Linked DNA regions of Homo sapiens: region 1 is linked to region 2. A link is an interaction called in ENCODE POLR2A ChIA-PET data of the cell type or tissue named here. Cell type or tissue: GM12878. All regions are shown on one strand. Each heading gives the region's core, and the rest is flanking DNA. Links, peaks and the distances in the headings are about the cores only.

The links. ChIA-PET counts read pairs that join two places held together with the same protein. Peaks named below come from ENCODE experiments on the same cell type or tissue, not always from the same donor. Only the 100,000 strongest peaks of a DNase experiment are listed, where the experiment ranks them.
Region 1: POLR2A ChIA-PET joins it to region 2 with 6 read pairs; 4 of 35 experiments call an interaction of 5 or more read pairs at or near these places.

The regions. Positions count from the first base shown.
Region 1 is chr18:9,259,350-9,263,349 of GRCh38, forward strand. All of the region lies in intron 9 of ANKRD12 (ankyrin repeat domain 12), which reads left to right. Among named protein-coding and RNA genes, the nearest start is that of TWSG1-DT, 73 kb to the right of the region's middle. In GM12878, for the core only: no CTCF peak of the experiment used is centred there; no DNase peak of the experiment used is centred there.
Region 2 is chr18:9,103,332-9,120,683 of GRCh38, forward strand. NDUFV2 (NADH:ubiquinone oxidoreductase core subunit V2) reads left to right here. Exons shown (of 8, transcript NM_021074.5): 2 at 14,507-14,572; 3 at 15,995-16,057; 4 at 16,143-16,259. Among named protein-coding and RNA genes, the nearest start is that of NDUFV2, 9.3 kb to the left of the region's middle. RefSeq lists enhancers at 1-437, 10,317-10,566. In GM12878, for the core only: no CTCF peak of the experiment used is centred there; no DNase peak of the experiment used is centred there; H3K4me3 peaks cover 1,418 bases; H3K27ac peaks cover 865 bases.

The DNA.
Region 1 (4,000 bases), core at 1-4,000, 150 kb after region 2:
TAATGTAACAAACACATTTACGTGTTTAACAACATAAACACATTTATGTGTTTAACATAGACACATTTATGTGTTTAACATAGACACATTTATGTGTTTACAATACATATGCAGACTCTATATAAACACATAAATGTGTGTAATATTCATACTGTCACCTTTTCTTACTCTTGCAAAGGTGATGTAATTCAAGTTTGACTTCCTTGAAACAATTCTCGGGATATGTCTAGTTATATTAGAAGTTTAGTTGTGTCAAATATTGTTCTAAAAGAGACTAAAAGCATAGGTGAGAAATATTCCTGGATGTAGTGGGAAGTTTTTTTAATTTTTATTTTTTAATGAGAATTACTAAAGCAGCAAAACACAGCACAATATAGTAGAAAGCACTGTAGATTTCCAATTTGCATATATTACTGCAGAGTGGATTTTGCTACAGACCCACTGTGTGATCTTAATTAATTCATTTCCCATCTCTGATCCTTAGTTTTCACATCTGTAAAACAAGAATAAATGTCTCCCCTACCTCAAGGCAGGTTGAAATAGTATATGCTAAAGCCCATTAAAACTTTAGAACACTATATAGATTTAAGGTGGTTGCTGTTATTTTATACAGCTGCAAATCACTGTAAGGGTCATATTTATTCAAGCTAATAATAAGAACTCCAGACTTTGTACATAAAATGCTGTGTGTTTGAGTTTACTGGACTGAAACTCATTTGTTTAAAATTTAGTTTGAAAAATAATAAAGACCAGAATAACAAAAATCTTGTGGGCCCTACATTCTTTTTCTTACTTTCCAATATGGCTTTATCCATTTGTTTCCTCCCAGCCAACTAATTGCCATTTTATAAAAGTAATCTTCCCTCACATTTATGTAATCCAATTATAGAACCCATTAGAAATTATAAAGTGGAGGCCAGGCCTGATAACAATAACTGTAATCCCAATACTTTAGGAGGCCAAGGTGGAAAGACCACTTGAGGCCAGGAGTTCAAGACCAACAGGATGTCTACAAAAATAAAAAATAAATGTGGTAAAACATACCCAGAGTCAGTTTGTTTTTCCTTCCAGTACTTTAATCATAATTTAATCAAAATGCTGCCATTTTTCCAGAGGAAATCAAGGGGAGTAAAACTGCAGGTCAAATCTCCAAAATCAAATGAACAGGGAGGAAAACGAGATTTGTTACAACCTAGTCTCTACTGTGGCCACTGATTACACACTACAGAAATCTTGGAGGGGTTCCAAGAGTGGGTGATAAAAGGAAAGTGCATCCATGAGAAGCTGTCAGGGGAGCGAGTATTCTCAAGACTCCTGGGACCCAGATATTGAAAGAGAAAATCTCCAAGCATGATTTACTTAAAAGATAGATGGGGAAAACAGCAGAGGGAAAGTTTCCTCAGAAAACCTCCATATCTCTTTGGTGATTTTCCCTTTCTTCTGTATGTGATCTATGTTAATGATTACCACATTTAAATATCCTGCCCAGATCTCTCTCCTTGGCTTCTTTTTTGTAACTGCATAGCTCCACCTGAATGTCCATAAGCTCCAGAAACTCAGTAAGTCAGCACTGAGCTGAACTTACCCAATGACCTGCTTCTCTTTCTCCTTTCCTGTTCCCTCCTGTGGTCCCTTACCACCCTCCCGTTCTCACACTAAGCCTCAAGTCCTTCTGAGGTGTTCCTTCTTGTTTATGTTTATTGGGCCAGTCACTAGTATTTTTCGAACCCATTTCCTTCACTCCCTCCTCCATCTCACACCAACACAATAGTAAGCTGCTTCCTCAATTCCCTGCCTACAATCTTGTCCCCATGGTGTCTGTTCACACAGAGCAGCAAGCTGTCAGACCTTTCATGGTTCTCTGTTACTTAACCCTAACATGTTCTACATAATACCTCTTCCACAGCATGTTATTTAAATGCCTCCTGTGCAAATGGGGGAGGCTTTCATGGTCAAATAAGTTTGGGAAGCACTGTTAATCTAAAAATAGGTTCACTGCAGAACTTACCAGAACCTTTGATGTATTGGGAGTTTTCTAAGTGGGTACATTTATACAAGTATACAGTGTTTTCCAAACTTGTTCTTGGAAGCATTTTTGTAGATCTTTACAGAATTGTAAGATTGTAAAGAATTGTAAGAGAAATTGTGGGCCCAATCTTCTGTGGAACATACTTTAAGAAAAGCACATTTACAGAGTAGACTGCAGCCTGTATTATTTTGCCCCTGCTGATCTCTTCTGCGGTCTTAAGTTCTTAGAACATCAAATTTGACAAAATGGTGTGAAATGATGACGACGAGAGTAATGGCAAAACCGCAATTACTTTTGCACCAACCTAGAGTTGTCTGCAGATACCATTCTGTTTGTTTTTGCATGCCATCCTCTTTTGGGAATTACCTCCCTCCCTCCTTTTCCTTTCTTCCCACATGATTCGTTTCACTAACTCTAACTCTGGCTCTTCCTTTAAGATGCAGGTCAGGTATTTGCCCTCTTGAGGAAGCTTTCTCTGGCACCTCAGTGTCAGACAGTAGATATCCGTCCTCTACATTCCTTGAAATAACTAGAGGCCTATATGGTTTTCCAAAACTAAAACAGCACCAAACTACCTACAACTCATGCTAAGTTTAAAGCAGTTCACAGGACGCAGAAATTAAACAAATGAATTACTGCAATTAGAGGCCTGAGAAATGGTCAGTTCCAGTAAGTTGTTTGTCCTGTAGAATTTTCCACATTGTGATTCAACTGATTGAGTCTTTGTGGTGTTATTTAACATGTTTTCAGTCTCTCATAATGCTGATTATAGAGTCTGTAGAGCCAGGTGTGATTTTTGTCAAGAACTTTTCATATATGGTGTTACATGATTCCTGTGGCACTACATCAAGAAGTGGAAAATACCTGGTTGTCCTACTTTCATGTGGAATTGACTGTTAAACCAGAAGTGTTATAACTTGCCAAAACATGCTAAGATATCTTACTTTGCCATAATATGCTGGCAGTAATTATAAGCAAGAATAAGGGGGAAAATACAAATTCTCCAAGGGGTAGAAAAAGAGTAGGGATCACAGATGGTTATTGCCATCTCTTGGACATCTTTTGTTTTGTTTTGTTTTTAGTTTTGTTTTTAACTTAAGAGACAGGGCCTCCCTGTGTTGCCCAGGCTGGAGTGCAGTGGTGCAATCATAGTTTACTGCAGCCTCAAACTTCTGGACTCAAGCTATCCTCCCATCTCAGCCTCCTGAGTTGCTGAGGCTACAGGCAGACACCACCACATCCAGCTAATTTTTAAATTTTTTTTTTGAGATGGGGGTCTCAATATGTTGCCCAGGCTGGTCTCAAACTCCTGGTCTCAAGCAATCCTCCTAGTCTCAAGCAATCCTACTTCAGCCTCCCAAAGTGATGGGATTACAGGCGAGAGCCACCATGCCCAGCCAAGATGTCCCTTTTTTTTTTTTTTTTTTTTTTTTTTTTTGAGACAGAGTCTCGCTCTGTCACCCAGGCTGGAATGCAGTGGCATGATCTCAACTCACTGCAACTTCCACCTCCTGAGTTCAAGCAATTTTCCTGCCTCAGCCTCCTGAGAAGTTAGGATTACAGGCATGTGCCACCACACCTGGCTAATTTTTGTATTTTTAGTAGAGACAGGACTTCACCATTTAATCAGGCTGGTCTCGAACTACTAACCTCGTGATCCACCCATCTTGGCCTCCCAAAGTGCTGGGATTACAGGTGTGGACCACCATGCCCGGCCAGTGTATCTTATTGTAACAGTGCAGTTACACGCATAGATTGAATCAGCTTCCTTAACCTCCAGCATCTACCGGAAAACACCTCTCTTCTGGGTTTGTAGTGTAATTTGATATTACACTACAATATCAAATTAGAGATGAACCAGAAGCTTTTTGGAGTATGGATAGACAAAGTCATTGGGATATTACATGTAATAAAGTTTGAAAACAATTTCTCAGACCATTTCATCTGCTTTTATAAAAGAATTAAATGTAA
Region 2 (17,352 bases), core at 5,254-9,253:
ACTAACTCTGAAAGAACGGCGCCGCAAATAACAGCACCCAATTAAAGAACCACAGGATTTTAGAGATTAAATGATCTTTTTGAGATCCAAGTACATCTCATGGTAGGCAAGGAAATTGAATTGCAGAGAAGTTGAAACACTCCTTCACGTTAATCTAAAAATGCAGATTTCCAGAAATGTCGATTATAACAACAGGGCCTGTTACACAAGTAATACTGGAAAGAAGCCTTAGTTTTGTTTGTTTTCTAAGAGTGAAATAGGTTAAGTCAGTTCTCAGCAAGAGGGAGCTAGTGTATATTCATTGAGAATGAATTCAGGGCTTTAGAGTTAGACTCGAGTTTGGATGTTAGCTTAACTGCCTTTTGTGGCTCTATGACTTTGTGCTGTTAATCTTCCTCAGTTTCTTCAGTTGTAAAATGGGAATATTCCTTTTTGCAGAGTTCAGTCTTTCAATAAACATTTGAAGTCTTACTGTACGTCATGCACTGCTGAGCTCTAGTTAACAGTGTGGATAATAATGATAGTCATTTGATAACTGTTTTCTGTATGCCAAGCACCGAGTTAAATATCTACATTCCACATCTCATTTTTGAGGCTGGTATTACTTTTTCCTCATATTACAGATAAGGAAAAGATTTAGACAGTTCCCGTTCTTTTGGAATTGATAGTCTCATGTAAGAGGAACTTTAAGGTTGAGACAATGTAAAAGTACAGTGTTAGAGAGATGAATAGGGTCATCCAATGTGGTTTCAAGGTGCATAAGATTTTTCCTGAAGGTAATACTAACAGATTGGGCATGGGGTCCGAGGGTATTCTAGGTGGAAAGGACAACTTAAAGTCTTGTTGGCAAGAAAAAGATCGGTATGTATGAGAAGCCACCCTCTGCTGTTGGAGGTAAGGTGTGTTCCCAAATGAAATAAGGGAGAGACAGGGGCCAGATATTGGAGCTCCTGGCGTGCCATACTAAAGAATTTGATTTTAGAGGCCGTCAGGAGTCAGTGAAAGGTTTTAAAGTAGAGGAATAAGATGTGGTTTCTGTTTTGGATAGGTCACTGGATAGGACTGAGGGTGGAATGGGTTTGATTTGGACCCAGAAACAGGGAGACTAAGTAGATAAGAGGCTCTTGCAGAATGCTAGGTGAAAGATGATGAGGATCAGACATGGTAGAAAGAAAAGAAATTAGAGTGCTTGTAGATTTTGTTTCTTTTGTTTTTGAGGCAAAGGGGCTAGAAGTATAAATTGAAAAGCAGTTTTAATGAAAAAGAACAACTTGAGGTAGTGGAGGACCATTGTAATCCAGGTTTAATGTTTCTGGAACTCTCTTTCTCTCCCTCCCTCCTTCCTTCCTTCTCTCTCTCCATCCGTCTCCCCTTCTCCCTCCCCCTTCCACCCTCCCCCCTTTTTTAAACAAATAGTACCTGATATGCACTATGTACACAATAAATATTTGAGTTGATGAATAAGTTTAATTTTTATTACACACGTCATACGTGTGTAGAAAAAACAATACTGAGACTAGCAAGTAGAGTAAGCTCAAAAAATAAAAATCATCCATTGTCTTGTCAACCTGGAAATTACCATTGTTAACATTTTGATGTCTACACATAACAGACCTTACAGACAATTTGTTTCTACAAAAATGGAAAGGTATTTATACTGTTTGGTAGCCTGCTCTTTTGTAATGTATTCTGAACAGCTTTCCTTATCAGTAGACATTTCTATACTGTCATTTTAATGCTACATAGCATTCCATTGTGAGGATGTTCTATTACTTATACAACCAGGCCCTTCTAACCTTTCACAAGTAGTGAGATTTCACATTAAACCTAGCAAGTATCAAGAAAAGTACAAGAAAAGTCTACCTAAGTTCCTTTCCTAAATGAGAAACCTTTAAAGATTATTTACGCTTTCAAAGAAATTGCCTAATCTAATTTCTGCTTTGCTAGCTGCCATTCTCTTGACGAGGCTTTTCAGCTCATCATTGCTTAAAATATGGCTAGAATTAAGTATTAGTTTGTGTGATCTTGAGCCATCTTAATCTCTTTGAGCCTCATTTTTCTTTTCTGTAAACTGAGATAATACCTCATAGGTGATTGTAGTAATTGACTAAAAGTTATAAATTATGGAGTAATAGATAATCAGAATAAGTTTATTCCCTTCTTCAGTAATTGCCCATGGTTTTTCTGTAATGTTGATGCCACTTTAGAACTTATCACTGCCTCATTCCCAAGCTGCTATTGTAGTTTCGAAGGTGAGAGGGTTGTGGTGGCATTTTCAATTACAGATGCTCCTTTACTTACAATGAGATGACATCCTGATTAAACCCATTGTAAATTGAAAGTATGTAAATTTCAGTTTACAGTGGGGTTATCTGGACTTAATCGAGGAGCATGCTGAATACTTATCATTTTCATACAGTTGTAAAGTTGGGAATTTGCAAGACAGGCAATTGTAAGTCAGCGACCCATCTGTATTGTGTATTTTTTCATTCATCGAGGATATTTTCCTTTATGTCTTTAGGCATGATTATAGCTGTCCTGAAGTTTGTGTCTGGTAATCTTAGTTGATTTTTTTCTTGAAAATGTGTTTTCCTTTTTTGTTTGTTTCCCATATGTTGAACAATTTTGGATTGTATGCTGAATTTTGTGAATGATACGTTGTAGAGGCTCTAGATCCTGTTTTATTCCTCCAAATAGTGTGTTTTGTTGTTGCTATCCATATCCCTTGTGGGCAGCAGATCAAATATTGGTTCCGTTCTTTTAGCTAGGCTCCTTGGAGTCTGCAGCATGTACATGCATGGTTCAGGGTTCAGCCAGAGATTTCCGTAGAATTTATATACAGAATGTATAGGGCTCCCTCCCCCTTTCTGGCTCTTCCTTTTCTAGGATTTCCCACTTTACCATGTCTGTTGTTCCAAACTCTCACTGAGGCCTGCCTTCAGGCTAAAAGATGTGAAGAAAAAACAAAAACCTCATTGGTTTTTTATGAATGTAGACTCCCCTTCTGTGTCTGCCTGTTTGGTTGTTCCCCAGTGCCTTCAGAAAGCTTTTGTTTTTATAAAATATTTTGTCCAGAGTTTATAGTTATTATTCAGTGGTTTGCCCTGACAGTGTCTACTTAGCCATACTAGAAGTATGCCATCTTGTGTGGTGGTACTTTTCCTTCCAAATTTTAAGTTTTGTACAATGAAATGTTTTCCCCATTCCATTAGAGATTCTTAAACTTGATTTTGTAATGTCCCAGTGTATCTCCATTGTGACTCAAAGGACTCTAAAGAAGTTAATGTAGGAAAAACACCCCAAAACATTTAGTTTTTTATTCCTGCTGTAACAAATTTCCACAAAACTTTGTGGCATAAAACATTATATTTTTAACCTTACAGTTCTGTAGGTTAAAAGTGACACAGGTCTCAGTGGGCTAAAATTAAAGTGTAGCCCGAGCTTCATTCCTTTTTGGAGGCTCTAGAGGTGAATGTCTTTTCTTGGCTTTTCCAGCTTCTAGAGGCTGCTCTTGGCCCCTTCTTTCATCTCCAAAGCCAGCAAAGGCAAGTCTAGTTCTTATATCACATCACTTCGACCCTCCTGGCATTCATCACATATCCTTCCTTGCCTCTTGGTAAGAACCCTGTGATTGATGACATTGGGCCCACCTAGATAATCCAGGATAATCTCCCTATTTTAAGGTCGGCTGATTAGCAGCCTTAATTCTCTTTTGTTGTGTAAACTAATACTCACAGGTTTCCAGGATTAGGATGTGGTTATCTTTGAGAGACCATTATTCTGCCTGCCATAGCCATAAATTAGCAGTTTAAGGAGAGAGAGAATGAACAAACTTTAGTTTATGCAGTGAGGTTCAGTAGGCCACTATTGCAAACTGCAGACTCGGATCTTTTTATTAGAGACTTGAACTCAGTTTCCATTTCAAAGTAATAAAAAGTTGACTTTCCTTTCTCTTTGGGCACTGTTTAGTACCTTAGTGCTCAGAACATTGAGTAATAAATTACAGGTCTGTTGCCCATGCTGTATAACCTATTGAGTGACAGTCAGTCTGATTTTCCAATGAGGAACCTTGTCACTAGTTTTTGAATCAGTTCAGGAAGCATGTTATAAATCAGTTGTAGGAAATGTCTTTCATTACAAAACATCAAAGACAGTTTACACACATTTTGGTTAGGGGGAAGGTGGCTTTATCTGTCGGATATTTTGCTAGGTGTTACCCCATTTTATGTGTGAGATATATGAAGATTGCTGGACAAATAAATGCCCAAGATCACACAGTAGTAAGGGCTGGGTTTATTCGCAAGTCCTGTTTTGTTTTGTTTTTAATCTACCTTTCTGAAGTTGCTCAAACAATTGAAGTTGCTAAGGGAAATCACTATGTATGGTGAAGATTTAAATTTAATAGGCACTCTAATAATAAAAGGTGTACCAGTGTAAGCAGACTAGGGAAATGATTTCACTTTGCTTAGGGAAAAGAGATGGAGGTTTAGGGGCTTTAAAGGGGTAGGAGATGGAGGTTTAGGGGCTTTAAAGGGGTAAGAGGAGGAGGTTAACCTTGGTCATGATGGATGAGTGGAAGGTGTAAGTTGAGATAATGCTGTAGGTATAGCTAGCTACATATACAAAGACACTGAAGTGCATGAGGTGAGACTGAACCCCGGGTCCACTGGATGGGCATTTCATTTCTATAAATTATTCTTGTCCTTAGAACAATTGGTTGTTGCTTATATCCATGTGGGATTTTAGATATCTAAAGAATGTTTTCTTTAATATATGGTCAAGATGGCTGGAATCATTAATGCTGTTATCTTAATCTGTAATGCACAGTGCCTGTAATACCTGGGCTCTTCATGCAGCTTTTCTATAATATAAAATTTAGCCAAATTACATTTGTTAATTCTCTCATAGTATGGTAAAAATTACTTACATTTTAACCTGAATTAACATTTTTAGGTAAATTACTGATGGAACTTTATTTGGAGGATGTTTGTAAAAGTCCTCCTATTTCTATCTGAAAATACAGCAAAACTTAAATTTTAGTGGTTAAGGCATGTACTGAAGTCAGGAAAATCTGTATGTGGCATTTCATTTATTTAGCTGTGTGAGCTAGGGAAAGTTTTTCCCCCTTCTTTGAGCCTTAATTTTCTCACCTGTAAAACAAGATAATAATACCTACTTGGTAGGCTTGCTGAGAGGAATAAATGGATTATAGTGTAGATTTGTAGTTTATAGCATGAGATCTGACATAGAGTAAGCATTTGTATTTATGATTATCCTTGAAATAGATTTCACAATTATTAACCCAGCATCAACTTTGTTAAAATAAAATGCACTGAAAAACTTTTGTTTTTCATGGAATTTTTTTTTTTTTTTTTTTGAGACAGAGTCTTACTCTGTTGCCCAGGCTGGAGTTCAGTGGCGTGATTTTGGCTCACTGCAACCTCTGCCTCCCGGGTTCAAGCGATTCTCCTGCCTCAGCCTCCCAAGTAGCTGGGATTAAAGGTGCGTGCCACCACACCCGGCTAATTTTTGTACTTTTAGTAGAGATGGGGTTTCACCATGTTGGCTAGGCTGGTCTCAAACTCCTGACCTCCAGTGATCCACCTGCCTCGGCTCTCAAAGTGCTGGGATTACAGGCATGAGCCACTGCACCCAGCCTCAAGGATTTTTTTTAAATGTAAAATTACCTAGTCTGAATGAATGTATTGCAGACCCTGACTTTTTTAGGAGGTTTCAGTTTTCTTGCTTGAGCTGGCAATAGGGGAGGCTGTAGGTAACAAGTCAGCAGATGTTGTGAACAGTGAGAGGAAGGCACGGAGGGACCTCAGACCACTTTGGATTCACTAGAGATGTTTCATGTGTGCACTGTGACTCTTGCACAGGCAAATAGATATCTTGGTGGATTTAATCTGTAAATATTAGGGATCATCTAAAAGGTATATTCCTTGCCTTAGTTGGCCTCTAATAAAGGAAAAAAGAAGGGTTTTTGAATTGCCTGACCTTAGTCTTGTCTTTCTGACTAATTAGATTACTGCTTCTGTCAGTTTTGTCTTACAGCTTCTTAGTCTCTTATTAACTTCTCTTAGCTGGATGCATTTATAATGCAAATGTCTGATAGAACTGAAAAGTGAGCTTCGTTGGATGGTAGTATTGTTTGAACAACAGAAGAAATTCAGAAAAAGAGTAGAGCCCATGAAAAGACAATTAAGGAATCCTATTGGGGAGAATATAAAACTTTAATTTTTGTCATTTTGAGCTATTGGTATTGCCAGTGACAGTAAAAGGGAAAGGCTGGTAGAAAGAGCACAGGGCCCTTAGATTGAAAGAGCCTGGGCTCAAAATCCAGGTCTGTCACTAATTGTGCGGTATGGGGCAAGTTACTGTCTTTGAGCCTGAGTTTCTCTAAATGTAAAATGGAAATAATGACTCACTACAGATTTTTTAGGAATCGACGAAAAAAAGTATGTAGAAGAGCTTAACACAGAGGCACTCAAGTTTACTTGACTCCAACGAAAAGGCAGTCACTGTTTTGGCCTGCTTAAATCTTTTCTTTTCCTTCTGAAACACTGAAAAAAAAATAAGCTAGAATTCAAACCCACTGTTAATTTTGAGCTGTATATTAGGTTATGATCTTATTTACTTAAAAAAGTTACTTGGTTGCATGCTTTTCTTCTTAAAAAAAGGAAGTTACTTGGATTTTCAATTGGACTCAATTGGAATTTCTTGAGGTATAGACATTTCAGAGTCTAATGAGAAGCTAGATTCTAGAGAAAAGACTAGACTGTACTCAAAGAAGGGGGTGGGTGGGAACTCAGCTTATTCTTTGAATCATTCCAGCCTAGCTAGGTTGTTTTTTCCAGTTTTAAGCCTGGTCCTGGAATGCCTCTTTATTTCAAAGTGAAACAAAATTGAAATGGCCCAGTAAGTAGTGTAAAGATGTTAATGAGAACTTTTAATGTTTTATTCCTTTATTGAAAGTGTCTGACGTAGACATTACAATGAATGTAAAATAGGTGATATTCTTTAAACACACCAAAAAAACAATTTTCAAAGCCATTTTCAGGCCACCTGTAACTTGATAGGGATGAATAACAGTTTATGCCAGTTGAAAAAAACCGAGAGCTAAGATTTATCAGTTTATCTTCACTATTTAGTTTGTTTCTTTCTTTATTGTTTGTTTACTTACTACTTTTTTGAGACAGGGTCTCACTCTGTCTCCCAGGCTTGGGTGCAGTGCATGATCATGGCTCGCTGCAACCTCAACCTCTTGGGCGCAAGCGATGCTCCCACCTCAGCCTCTCAAGTGGCTGGGACTACAGGCATGTGCCACCATGCCTGGCTAACTTTTGTATTTTTTGTAGAGACAGGGTTTCACCATGTTGCCCACGCTGATATCAAACCCCTGGCTTCAAGCGATCTATGGGGCTTGGCTTTCCAAAGTTCTGGGATTATGGGTGTGAGCCACCGTGTCTGGCCAGCTTCTTTTATTTTATAAACATTATCTCAGCCCTTCTTATACAACTTTGAAGAGGTCGACTTCGGACTTTGAAATTAAGTTGCTCAAATGTTATGCTAGTGTGTATACGTTCAGGTTTTTTGCAGGAATAGAAGAGAAGGGTGGCAAGGATTAAAAAAAGATTAAATAACTTGCATCTTTCTCTCTTAACAGGAGCATTGTAAGCCAAGGAGGCAGGGCTTTTCATTTCTTATCTGCCTGCCTGTATATATGGAGGCCTGATTTTCTTCCTTAAACTCCTTGGTTTCTTAGACCTACTATGTTCTTTTAAAGCTTTGATGTCATCAAACAGTCAGGTGGCTAATAATAAGGTCATGGCCTTTGTAATCATCTGGCCCTAGGATCTAACATAATTTCTGCCAATAATTAGTGATGTGACCTAACCTTGAGAAGTTTTCATAACTCATTTAAATTTCTGGGAATAATACCCACCTTGCAGGAAACTTTAAGAATTAAATAATGTGTAAAAAGCTTAGTGCCTGACACATAGTACTTCTAATAATAATAGCTAATGATAGCCAACACTAATACAGTACTTACCATCTGCCAAGCAGAATATTAAGCACTTTACATGAAGTACATCTTTTTTTTTTCCCCCCGAGACAGAGTCTCACTCTGTTGCCCAGGCTGGAGTGCTGTGGCACGAGCTGGGCTCACTGCAACCTCTGCATCCTGAGTTCAAGCGATTCTCCTGCCTCAGCCTCCTGGTTAGCTGGGATTACAGGCACGTGCCACCACGCCCAGCTAATTTTTGTATTTTTAGTAGGGATGGGGTCTCATCATGTTGGCTAGGCTGGTCTCGAACTCATGACCTCAGGTGATCCGTCCGCCTCAGCCTCCTAAAGTGATGGGATTACAGGCATGAGCTACTGTGCCCGGCCTGAAGTACATCTTTTAATGCTCTCAAGAACCCTATGAAGTACATGCCGTTATTTTTCTGTTTTTATAAATGAGGAAACAGGCTCTAGAGCTGAGCTTTTAGCCATTTTGCTATATTGTCTCTCCATACATAGGATATTTATGGAATATTAGATAACAGTGATACATCCCACCTTCAGAGGTGCTAGAATGTGGAAAATGTGTTTATTAGAAATGATGAAATTGACATTTCATATACTAGAACGTGTTTGGTGTTGGTCATCTTTTACACCACACTCAGCATCAGAAGGGTTTTTTTTTTTTTTTTTTTGATAGAGAATCTCGCTCTGTCGCCCAGGCAGGAATGCAGTGGCTCGATCTCAGCTCACTGCAACCTCCACCTCCTGGGTTCAAGCAATTCTCCTGTCTCAGCCTCCCAAGTAGCTGGGACTACAGGTGTGCGCCACCACACGCGGTGAATTTTTGTATTTTTAGTAGAGATGGGGTTTCACCATATTGGCCAGGCTGATCTCGAACTCCTGACTTTGTGATCTGCCCACCTTGGCCTCCCAAAGTGCTGGGTTTACAGACGTGAGCCACTGCGCCTGGCCAGAAGGATGGTACTTTTAAAATTAGTTTGGTGATATTAGACAGGATGTTTTGGATTGAGAAAAAGGGATCAGCCAGAAGACTTACAGTAATGCACAGACATGAAATAATGTCTGAAATAGTGGTGATAGTAAGACAGGGAAAGAACTAAAGACTTCATTGGGTTTTTTTGTTTGTTTTTGTTTTGAGACAGGGTCTCACTTTGTCACCCAGACTGGAGTGCAGTGGTGTGATCTCAGCTCACTGCAACCTTCACCTCCCAGGTTCAGGCGATTCTCCCACCTCAGCCTCCTGAGTAGCTGGGACTACAGGTGTGCGCCACCACACCCGGCCAATTTTTGTATTTTTTGGTAGAGATGCAGTTTCACCACGTTGGCCAGGCTGGTCTTGAACTCCTGACCTCAAGTGATACGCTTGCCTTGGCCTCCCAAAGTGCTGGGATTACAGGCATGAGCCACTGTACCCGGCCCTTCATTGGTTTTTAAAAGTTTAAATGTAATACATATAATGGCAAAAAATTCAAACAGTAAGCAAGGCTACATATTATAGTATATATACATAACAGTACAGAGTAGGGATACAAGAATATGTATTATGATAAAAAATATATGTTGCATATATTATATATGTTAACCCATGATACATCCCACCTTCTAACTTTCCACATTCTAACACCTCTGAAAGTGGGATGTATCACTGTTATCTAATATTCCATAAATACTCTACATATGGAGAGACAATACAACAAAACAGTTAAAAGCTCAGCTCCAGAGCCTGTTTCCTCATTTGTAAAAACAGAATAATAACAGTATGTACTTCATAGGTACATAGGTACTTGATAGGTATTTAATGCTTCTTGAGAGCATTAAGAGATGTATTTCATGGAAAGTGTTTAATATTCTGCCTGGCAGTAAAGACTAAATTTTCTTCCCACTCCAGATCTTGATTCCTCTCCTTAGAGACAGCAGCTGTTACTGGTTTCTTTTATGATGTCTCTGTTGAGATATTTTGATAGAAAAAGCAGTAAAAAATGGAAACTGGCACATTTCTAGATTTTATTGACTTTCTTAAGAACTTTGACAGATCTGAAATTTTACCCCATTTGTAAGCTAACAAGTTAACCTGCCTCAGTTTCATGGATGCTGGCAGGAGGCAGCATCCTGGGTCAGTAGGCAGCATGAACTTCATGTCAGTTCCCTTTGACATTCATATCTCACGGTAAGGGAGGAGACCACCCCTCATATTGTCTTATGCCCAATTTCTGCCTCCAAAAAAAGAAGAAGTAAAAACTAAAAGGCAGAAATGAAATCCACAAGCAGATAGCCCGGTGCCACACCCTGGGCCTGGTAAAGATCAACCCCTGACCTAATTGGTTATTTATAGATTACAGACATTGTATAGAAAAGCACTGTGAAAATCCCTGTCCTGTTCTGTTCCATTCTACCCCCTGCTTGCTCAATCGATCACGACCCTCCCAAACAGACCCCCTTAGAGTTGTGAGCCCCTAAAAGGGACAGGAATTGCTCACTTGGGGAGCTCGGTTGTTGGAGACAAGAGTCTTGCCGAAGCTCCCGGCTGAATAAAGCCCTTCCTTCTCAGTGTCTGAGGGGTTTTGTCTGTGGCTTGTCCTGCTACAATGGGAGTGACATGGAACAGCCTAGGTGAGTGCTGTGCATCACTGCTAAGGGACCTTGAGCTTGGGAAACCCTGTCTGTAAGAAAACTCACTCAACTTTTGCCCCAGGAGAAGGTATTTTATACAAAAATAATAGAAAAGATGGTCTTAAACAAAAGCTGTTCAGTGCTGCTGCTCACCAAATGCACAAACCTAAGACCCATGGAAATCTTTCTACCAGCCTATTTCTTCCTCCTTCCCCACTTTCTTTAACTAAAAGAGAAATTTATGAATTAATTTCAGTGGAGAAGTAGATGGTTTTTTAACCATCAAATACATTATAATTTTACTAGAAAAAGTATAAGCATTATACATATGGATATAAAGAAAAAATAATTATGTGCAAATGCAAGAATATTGGCAGTATGTTGTGTTTGACAGTAACTCTTTGATAAAGTCAACTAACAGCACAATTTTTTAAAAATAGGTGTAGTTTTAAAATGCAGTTGTTTGGATCTTTTTTTTTTTTTTTTTTTTAGTTATTAAATGTTTTATCCTTGTGTCAGTTAAGCAGGTGATAATGCTTTACAGGTTATATAGTACTTTCAGAGAAACTTTACTTAAATCTCAAAATAGTCCAATAAGAAGATAACCCTGTTTTATAGGTACAGAAATTGAGGCTTAAAAAAAAATTAAGTGAGTTGTTCTAGGTCAGATGTTAGTAAGTGGCAGAATGGTAATCTAAACCCAAGGCCTCAACAACTACAAAAAATCTGAAAGTCTGTTTTTTTCCTAGAGTTTAGCTACTTTATCCTGACCCTTCTCAATCAGTAGTCTGTCTTCAACGATTTGGACTTCAAACCACTTTTAGAAATATGTCTGTGAACTCATGTGCGTATCCAGAGCTTTACAAGTCAGCAAGAGAATGCCTCAGAATAGATTTTCCAATATGTAGCAACATAAGCCTAAAGAATAATTTTCAAGATTATCTCTATATTTTTATTTTAAGTAAAAGTACATGACAGATCCTGGATTAATGAGAAAGGGATCAAATATTAATCCAAAATGGAAGCTATTTTAATTTAGACATTTGGTGGTATTTAATTTGATATACAAGGAGGTTAGAAGGAGAAATAGGTTTTACAATAGAGATAAGTTTTTCTTATACCTGCTGAGTGTTTTATTTTAAGTAGGATTTTTTTGGCCAGTTAATCCATGCTAATAGGAAATTTGGAAAATAGAGAAAAATATAAAAAATGTAAAATAAGAGTCCCTTATTTCATTAACATCGTAATAAGAGATAAGCACTTTTAATTATTTATGGCCTTCTAGTCTTTTAATCAGTGTCTGTATTTAATGTAATTGGGATGATAATTTATGCATTTTTGTTTTTTTTGTTTTGTTTAACCCTGATTCCAGTTTCTACATGATTATTTTTACGACATATTTTTGTTAGCTACATAACGTTCTAGTGTCAGAATTATTAGTATTTAGTTAAAACCTGCTCAGATTGGGTTTTTAGGTTGTGTTTTTGCTGCAATAAACATAATAGGAACAACATGTTTTCATGTAAAGCTTTATCCTCATTTTGTACTGCAGGAAAAATACCTAGGTTAGAATTACTAAATTAAAAAATGGACACTTGGGGCCAGGCGCAGTGGCTTACGCCTGTAATTCCACCACTTTGGGGAGCTGAGGCGGGCAGATCACTTGACATCGAGAGTTCAAGACCAGCCTGACCAACATGGAGAAACCCCGTCTCTACTAAAAATACAAAAAATTATCCAGACGTAGTGGCACATGCCTGTAATCTCAGCTACTTGGGAGGCTGAGGTAGGAGAATCGCTTGAACCCGGGAGGCAGAGGTTGTGGTGAGCCGAGATCATGCCATTGAACTCCAGCCTGGGCAACAAGAGCGAAACTCCGTCTCCAAAAAAAAAAAAAGACACTTATTTAGGCTTTCCATATATCATGGTAATTTGCTTTCTAAAAGGCTATATGAATTTTTAAGTGTGCTTGTTTCTCTATATGCTCAACAGAATGGAATGCTATCTTAAAAGAAAAAAGATACTTGGTAGTTTGATAACTAGTAATGTTATTTTAAGTTGTATGTTTTTAGTTACTAGTAAGCAGTTTGAATTCTGTGAAACTTTTGTTCATGATCTTTACTCATTTTTTAAGTGCATTTATGATCTCTTCAGGCTATTAGCCTCTTGTCATCAAATGTGTGTAAGATTTAAGACTCATCACTGTCAAGTTAATGGATGAGTTCTCAGAGGCAAAGGCTTTATAGAGAAAAGAAGATAGGAGTGTGAACTGAGCCCTGAGGACAGCCTGCAAGGAGTGGATAAAAAGCCAATAAACAGAAAATGTTAGTGTTCAGAAATTAGGAGAAGACTGAATACTTTCCCTACTCTTAAAATTAATCCTTTTATTATAAGTATACAGTCTTTTCTCTCAGAATTTAGTTAAGTAACTCACTGATGTTACTCAAAAATTGTTACTCGATTAAAAAAATTTTCTGAGCTAAGATGACAGTGACTGTCTTCTAAATTTTAGTTTCAGTTAATTTTTCAAAACAAAACCAACACAATCAAAGCCCCCTTGTGCACCTCTGACTGTATCCCTCCCTGCCTTCCAATTATCCTGAAATTGATATTTATCACTCCCATCTTTTGTACGTGTGTCTCACATCCTGTACCTTAGTCTTTTCTTGTTAATTAAAGCAGATGTTCCATGTAAACTTATTTATTAATATTTCTTCAACTGAAATATCATTTGGACCTAGGGTAAAGTTAAATATACTATTGTGTTATATTACTCCGTTTACTTTCTTCTATGTTTGCCTTTGAATTGTCCAACTCTTTGCTAGTTCCATGCTTGGTTTAACCCAGCCAGTGTTCTGCCGTCTGTGGTTAGTAGAACTCAGAAATTGGAGGAATCCAGAACAGTAGTTGAAATACTTGGGGGCGGGGGACAGGGTAGGAGTGGAGGGTAGGAGCAAGAGGGCAAAGAGAAATGAAATGCAGCTGAGAGAATAATCAGATTCCTTCCAAAGCAACTGAACATTGTCAGTCCGCATAGCATCATAAATAGCTTTCTGAAACTACTTTTTTTTTTTTTTTTGAGACGGAGCCTTGCTCTGCTGCTCAGGCTGGAGTGCGGTGGCGCGATCTCGGCTCACTGCAACCTCTGCCTCCCAGGTTCAGGCGATTCTCCTGCCTAAGCCTCCCGAGTAGCTGGGACTACCAGCGTGCGCCACCACGCCCAGCTAATTTTTGTGTTCTTAGTAGAGATGGGGTTTTACCATGTTGGCCAGGATGGTCTCGATCTCTTGACCTCGTGATCTCCTTGCCTTAGCCTCCCAAAGTGCTGGGATTACAGGCATGAACCACCACACCCGGCCAGAAACTACTTTTTACGGCTGGAGTTTCAGAACTAATTTAGTAAAGGATTGAAAAGGAAGGAGGATACAGTTGACTCATTTGTACAGAGTATATGACTCATTTGTACAGAATGAAAACATGTTTATGAAGGTTCACACTAAGTGAAAGCTGGCATCCAAGTTGATTCAGACAAAAGTGAAAGTCAAGAAGTTAATAGTACATTAATTCTCCAAATGCATGCCAGCAGAGCGTGGCAGGAAGGTACACAAGTCAGCAGATCTGGGTTGTCCTGGTTCTCCTATTGACTCGTGTGTGTGATGTTAGGTGGGTGAATCTTGGCTTTGAATCTCCATTTGTAAAATAACTCTCCTGAAATAGAGATGGATAGGGTAGAATACCATATTTCTTAAGATCTTTTATAAGTTGATTCCATTGTTGTAAATTATGAATCCTAAAGTATTTCTTTATGAAAAATTTTTTAAGGCTATGATTTACTAAACTTTCTTAAAATTTTAAATTTTAGGGAAGACATGTAAGGAATTTGCATAAGACAGTTATGCAAAATGGAGCTGGAGGAGCTTTATTTGTGGTAAGTAATTACTTAGATTTCTTTGGAAAGAAAAGACTTGGAAATTGGGGTAAATCCATTGTAAAAATCCAAAATATCTTAAATACCATTGTCTTTGATATATGATGGTCATCGTGAGAATTTACATACAGCTAATTGAATTTACTACATTTCAAAAGATGTTGGTTCCAGTTGAACCTCATGAGTTTAAATTAGTATCAGGAAAACTCTGGGAATAAGAATTTATTTCCAGTGAAATTACTGTGTGAGCCCTAACCTGATTCTCATCACACTTTGGGTTCTCAGTCATGTTGGCTTACTGAGAGTTTGGAGATTGTAACTTGTTGAATCCCAAAATGACACTAGTTTGAAACTCATGGATTTTAGTAATGTAGTAACTAGATTAGCAGCTGGTCTTTATATTTTTAGTTTCCGGAGTTTTAACTATAAATAGAAGTCTGTGAACTCCCCAGATTAGTTGCACAATTTGGAAAGGATAAGATATTATATCTCCCTTTTCTGACAAGGTGCTGTTTTCAGGGATTAATCTAGTATAAAGGCAATATAGTGGACTTGTGTGATGATTTAGAGTTAGTGGTGTAAGAAGTAGCTTCCTGCTATATATCAAGCATCAAATTGGCCACATATTTGAGATCATTGTCCAGAGTGTCTGTTTTCTTTCCTCTTTTGGCTTATGTCCTTTAAAAAGCAGAACTCCGAGAGTTAACATATCAAGAGATTCATTTCTGTATTCACCACACATACATAACATTAATTGATCGTAAGTGTTAATCTCAGTGTGACTCATTTGATTTCCTGTTGACATGCCATTTCTTGTCAGTTTTTGAAGAGGGCCTGCTTCTGCTCTTTTAAGAAGAGATAAAGCTTCTTGCTGTTGGCTATTATGGAAAACGTGGGAAAGAGATGGTGCTGTTTTTTTTTTTTTTTTTTTTTTTTTAAGATGGTCCTTTTGTACCCTCCTAAAGTAATGGGTCTTAACCCTTTTGGATCCCAGATCCCTTTGACAATCTGATAACCTTGCTTTTGGGAAAATACACATATGTTCACATTTAAAATTTTGTGTTTTAATTTCATAAAGGCTTCCAATAATTGGTAATGTTTTGGTAATTCTATCAGAAGATCTTACTCTCTAATGAAGCTGGATAACACTTTTTGTTGTTTGGGTTTTTTTGGTCCTAAAGGTACTTCTCTTATTCTTTAAATGGTCCTTTGTAAATTTTTAAATTCTGCTAACTTTACTTTGGTAATCATACTTATCAAATGTGTGTTTAGACATTCTTTTTGATGGAAGGATAGGGTGGTATATATCATGTTGGAATTAAAATGGAGAGATTAAACAATAAGTAATAGTATAGTAATGTACAGTGTCATTCACACTTGAGAGAATTTGGATAAGTCTGAAAAACTGTTTTTGTTGTGTAGCACAGAGATACTCCTGAGAATAACCCTGATACTCCATTTGATTTCACACCAGAAAACTATAAGGTATGGCTAAATTAACATTATAATTAATTTACCAAATAGGTAATATTTTCTAGATGTATAAAATGATGTTCTTTCTTTTATACAGAGGATAGAGGCAATTGTAAAAAACTATCCAGAAGGCCATAAAGCAGCAGCTGTTCTTCCAGTCCTGGATTTAGCCCAAAGGCAGAATGGGTGGTTGCCCATCTCTGCTATGAACAAGGTACTGGATTCATTTTTGCCTTAGTTCTAAAAGAGAAGAGATTGTGTATGATAATTTCCTTTTATAGAAATTACTCTGATCATCTCCAGTGTCAGAATCTAGGATTTTGGAGCCCTTTAGCCATTTGTATGTTTCCTTGAATTGTCTTTGTGTTTTTGTTCATTCCCTTAATGCATAGAGGTGATTTCTAACCTTGCAGGAAATAAGGAAGGCATTATGGTGAAAGAGGGTATGTGTTTTTTTTTTTCCTTTTGAAGGAAATGGTCAAAGATAAAAGATTCCAAATGTGTATAACTTAGTGTCAAGATATTCTGAAAATTAATGTAATATTTAAACACTAGAATTACAGAAAAGAAGATCTGCTCACTAGTATGAAAATTTTTAATATTTTACATCTTTGGCTGTAGGCTGTAAGAAAAATCTGTATAATAGGTGATATTTATACAATTTGATTATGCTACTTTGGAATCAACGACCTATAGAAATGCTATGGATGACCCATTTTATTCAAAGTTACTCTATTCATATAATATTCATTTTTCCTAATAGTTTTGAGCAGTAATACAAATTTCAAGTTTATTCGTATCCTGTTAATACAAATAACTACATTTGTGTGGTGATGTATTACAGCATATCATTTATAAAGTGCCATACACAAACCACATACTATTTGATTCTGATGAGAATCACATAACCATTAAGCTGTGTTATATAATGGAAAATATTTTTGACTTAGAACTAAGACACCTGATTTTTCTCTGAACTTCCTCATTGGCAATGAAAGTTTTGAACCAGGTAGACCTCTTCTAATTATTAAGTTATGATTTCTGAGCGGTAGTGCTAGGACTGAATTCATTTCTAAATCAGTGCATTTTCTACTTGACTGACTATAACAGAGATTTTGTTGTACTTCATTCTTACCACTTTCTAAACTTAATTTGGTTATAACTCTTAGGCTAGACAATCATCTTTCTGAGAGAATAGGAATGTCCTCAATTTATCTAATAGAATCCTAAATGCAAATTTTAGATTTAGTTTATTGATATTTTATTTTATTTGCATTGTATAGTACTATAACACTGGTTTTTCCCTA